Linked DNA regions of Homo sapiens: region 2 is linked to region 1. A link is an interaction called in ENCODE POLR2A ChIA-PET data of the cell type or tissue named here. Cell type or tissue: PC-9. All regions are shown on one strand.

The links. Peaks named below come from ENCODE experiments on the same cell type or tissue, not always from the same donor. Only the 100,000 strongest peaks of a DNase experiment are listed, where the experiment ranks them.
Region 2: POLR2A ChIA-PET joins it to region 1 with 7 read pairs; 3 of 35 experiments call an interaction of 5 or more read pairs at or near these places.

What each region holds. Positions count from the first base shown.
Region 1 is chr11:128,001,620-128,004,119 of GRCh38, reverse strand. No RefSeq gene overlaps it. Among named protein-coding and RNA genes, the nearest start is that of LINC02725, 93 kb to the left of the region's middle. In PC-9, no CTCF peak of the experiment used is centred here; no DNase peak of the experiment used is centred here.
Region 2 is chr11:128,179,231-128,181,730 of GRCh38, reverse strand. It overlaps LINC02725 (long intergenic non-protein coding RNA 2725), which reads right to left. Exons shown (of 6, transcript NR_183639.1): 5 at 1,108-1,271. Among named protein-coding and RNA genes, the nearest start is that of LINC02098, 28 kb to the left of the region's middle. In PC-9, no CTCF peak of the experiment used is centred here; a DNase peak (open chromatin) is centred at 1,060; H3K27ac peaks cover 533 bases.

The DNA of each region.
Region 1 (2,500 bases):
AAGAAAAGATGTGTTTTGTAAGCAGAGACATGAATATGCCAAAAAAGAATTTAAAAATTAATGTTAAAAGTCAGACACACTATAACATAAAGAACAATGTCTTTGATGGGCTCATTAGTAGACTGGACAAAGCTGAGGAAAGAAAATCAGTGACCTTGAAGATAGGTCAATACAACTTCCCAAACTGATTTGCAAAGGGAAAACATAATGAAAAAAAATGGTATTAAACAACTGTGAGAAAATGTCAAAAGATATAACTAACATACAGGTATTTATTTTTAACATACAGGTATTTAGAAAACCAGAAGGACAAGAAAGAAAGAACAATAAAGCAGGGGAAATAACTTAAACAATGTCTGAAAAATTTCCAAGCTTAATTGCTAACAATAAACCACAGGTTTAGGAAGCTCAGAGAACATCAAGAAGAAAAAAAAAATAGCCAAAAAACCCACCACATAACTCCAGGAATATCATTTGAAACTGCAGAAAGTCAAAGGCAGAAAAACATCTTGAAGGAAACCAGGAGTAAGGGTGGAAAGATGGGGTTGGAAAACACTCCCTACCTGTAGAGGAACAAGGAAATACAGAGAGATTCTCAGCAGAAACTATACTAGCAATAAGAGTAACATGAAATCTTCAATGTGTTGAAAGGAAAAAAATGCCAGCATAGAATACTATACCTAGAAAATGATTCTTCAAAAGTGACAAAGAAATAAAGACTTACAAAGATAAAAAACAAAAAAACTGTAGAAATTTATTGTTAGCAGACTTTCCCTGCAATAAATGTTAAAAATAAAAAAGTTCTCCAGGGAGAATAAAAATGAAACCCAGAATGAAAACTCAGATCTACATAAAGAAAGCAAGATTTTCAGAGAAAGAATAAATGAAGGTAAAATAAATTAGTTTATGTTTCTTATTCTAAATTTATTTGAAGACAATTGTTTGTTTAAAGTGATACTAGTAAGAATTTACTGGAAGATTACAGCATATGGACAATATAAAGACTAAGGTTAAAAGTGAAGAGATGGAGAAAATCACATAATGATAACGCTAATCAAAAGAAATCTGGAATAGTTATATTAATTTCAGATGAAGCCAACTTCATAACTAGAAAAACTATCAAGAATGAGAGGCATTTTATACTTATAAAGGGTCAATTATCCAAGAAGATGAACTTAAAAGTTTTACGATGTTTGTATTTAAAAACAGAGCATTAAAATATTTGAAGCAAAAAAAAAATCCCACAAAAAAACAAATAGAATTGACAGGAGAAATAGACAAATCCACTATATAGTTGAAGACTTCAACATTTCTTATTCCATTAACTGATAGATAAGCAAGCAGAAAACCAGTAAGAATATGGTTGGCCTAAATAGCACTATCAATCAACTTGGTCTAATTGACATTTATAGAAATCTCCATAAATAATAGGAACCACACCTTCTCAAGTACACATAGAACATTAATCTAGATAGACCGTACTCTGGGCTAAATCATAAAATATGATGTGACATATTAAAAAACAGAAATCATAGGAAATATGCTCTTAGACCACGATGTAATTAAACTAAAAATTGTTAGCTGCAAGATAGCTGGGAAATCTACAAATATTTGGAAATTTAACAAAAATACTTTAAAATTATGCATGGGTCAAAGAAGTCTCAAGAACAATTTAAAGATATTTTGTACTAAATGAAAATGCAACATACCAAAATCTGTGGAATGCAGAAAAAACAGCTTTTAGAGGAAAATATATAGTCTTAAATGCATACTAGAAGAAATCCAAATAGTATGAAACTAGAGAAGGAGCAATTCAATCCTTAGCAAGATAAAGAATAGGTATAATAACAACTAGAGTAAAAATAATGAAATTGAAAACAGGAAATCAATATAGAAAATCAATGAATCCCAAAGCTGATTCTTTCAAAATATCAATAACATTGATCAACCTCTACCTGAAATGAAAGATGGGACATCACTACTAATCCTGCAAGTATTACAAGGGTAATAATGAAATTTTAGAAACAACTTTATGCACACAAATTTAATGATTTAGATTAAATGGACCAATTTCTTGAATGACTCAATGTATCAAAACTCACACAAGAAGAAACAGGTAATGTAAATGGGTCCATAGCCACTAGAAATATTGAGTCAATTACTAATAACTCTCTGACATAGAAAAAAACAAAATTATTCTAAAACTAAAGCTCTGGTAATTCTGACAATGTTTAACCAAAAAATGATATCAATTCTCAACAATCTCTGCCATGTTAGAGGCAGAGAAAATACTTCCTAACTTATTATATGAGGTCAGTATTACCCTAATATGAAAATGAATGAAGACATTATCAGAAAAGAAAACCACATGCCAATGTCAGTTAATATAGATGCAAAAATTCTCAACAAAATATTAGCAAATTAGATCCAACAATGTATAAAAAGAATTATATATAGGCCATAACAAATGGAATTCATTCAAAGTGTACAAGACTGGTTC
Region 2 (2,500 bases), 180 kb before region 1:
GACTCTGTCTCAAATAAAAATAATAATAAATGACATAATGCATGCTCCTGTTTCTTTCCTCCTACTATATTCTTCACATTGTACTTTTTGTTCAATGTCTGTGTTTCCCACTGGACTATAGTTCCTGGGGTCGAATATGATGTTGTTCTTGGAGGCTGCTATATAACTGACAATCAGCCCAATGCCTTGTACAGAGATGTACCTGGACATACTTCTGCTGAACGAATGAATGAATGAGTTTAACAGTATTTTGTTAAGTATACAGAATTGTTACTTGAGCTTTTGCCATTTCTTGACTGCTAACTGGTTAATTTCTTATCCAGAGAAAACCCTCCTACTCAAAAGTTGTTTACAGGGAATGACGCCCTTGAGTCACATCACAGTGATAAAATATGTACTCGGCAATCCCTCCTCACCCCCAAACTGGCCTCTTGCAATCTCCACCACATGATGATCCCGTGACGTCTAGGAAACAGCCCATTCTGTAGAGAATAAAAAGCTGTCCATCTCTCATTGTTCCTCCTTATAACCTTCCTCTCCTGCCCTGGCTCCTCACCCCCATCCTTTTCTATTTTCTACTTCCTGATCCATCTTGTCCCCAGGCCACTACTTGAAGTATGAGCAGTCTCCCTGCCTTAGGCAATTGATAGGTCCAGGGACACCGAGGTCAGAGCACAGATTGTTTTCCAAGTGTCCCTGAAGCCCCTGTATGGTGCTGGGGAGTCAAGCCCAAGGAGGCAGTTCACAGGAAATGGGACTGAATTTGCAACAAGCGGCACAAAGTGGCACCGGATATCACCAAACAACCAAAACACTCATTGTTTTCTCCCCACCCTGTGACCCAGGCCTGGGTTTATAAAGAGACAGCAGCTGCAGTCCTGGAAATCCCAGGTGAACACTCAACAGAGGGCACTGTTAGAAGGAAGCCAGGTGCTAGGCTTTGAGTGAGGGATGTTGACTGAGATTTCTGGGGTTCCATTTTTGTCTAGAATTATGTTTGCCTAAGCAATGTGCAGGCGATAACAAGATTCTTGTGGAATTTCAGCATGGGAATGGTCCAATTGTGAGTCATTTCCTCAGTTACTTAGTCAGCAACCTGGTACTTACTGAAGGTCTTCTACATGCTGGGCACCAGGCTAGGGGTGGAGACAGACAAGGGAAGATGCTCAGCACATGAGCCTTCAGGCCAAAGTGAGCTTCTGTTCTAGTTCTCATTCTGCTTCTTACTCTCCGAGCAACCTCAAGCAGCTGTATGACCTCATGGAGACAAACTGTGAATATTAAACAGAGATAATACATATGAACATCCAGGGGCTCAATGGGATAATTTATGTATGTATCGAAGTTCCTGATTTCAAGATCTTGGTTATAGTTCTCTGCTCTTAACACTACTGCATAAGAGAATGATCTGGAGAAATTTTAAAGAATGCCAATGCCTAAGTCCCACCTCCAGAGATCCTAGGAACATTGCTCTATTTATGAAGCTTCCCACATCACTTAATGTGCAGCCAGGATTGAGGACAACTGTGTGACAAGACAAAATTAACACATGGCATAATTAGAGAAAAGTTGATCACAACATGTCTGCATTCCCTTTCAAATAACATTAGTCCTGATGGCAACATTCTCATCCAAATTATCCAGATGAGCTTTGCAAATTTCCAACAAACTCGTTGACTATCCAACAATTGTATTAGAGGCTTCTTCTAAAATCCATATTTACCTTCTTTTACAACATTTCCTTTATCTTTAGTAAAACTCTGGCCTCTTTCTCTTGCCTACCCCCTCCTCTGTGGACTGTAAAAATGTGAAAGATTTATCTCCAGAAGCACATTCGAGTTCACTTATAAGTTTCTCTATAAGTTCACTTCCCATGAAAGTTAAAACAAAGACAGCAAGGAGGAGAAATAGAGAATACTAAGTACCTTTTACAGTCCCCTCTCTCCACTCTCCCTCTCTCCACCTCCCCAAAATCCAGCTCATCTGATTTCTATTATGCCCATATAAATGTCTCCTAAGCCTTGGGCATTTGGGGACATTGCCAACTCCACAGCTACTTCATGGTTTCACATTCCCCTTGCTCCTGTAACTCTGGCCCAAAGCACCAACTAAGCTCTGACCTTGACTGTTGAAGACAGCATGAGCATCAAACACTTACATGTGTGTTTTATTCAATAATACTTTTAAGCCACTGTCTTCCTCCAGCAACATGACACCTGCCAATCCAGGAAATCAAATCCCTTAAGAAAGATCAGTAAACAAATCTTCCTGGAAACCTGCATTGGAGGTGAGACAATCAAATGCAACGATGTAAGTAATTATCCAAGGCCATTGCAAGGAGAATCAGGTGCTCCTGTCTCCCACTATGCAACACAAGGCCTAGTTCTCTAGTTACAGAGCACAATGTTGCTGTAATAGCCTAATTGATTTATAATGTTTTTCTCTGTATTGCAGCATGTGTGCAATTAGTTACTGAAAAGGAAACACAGCTCAGCTCAGT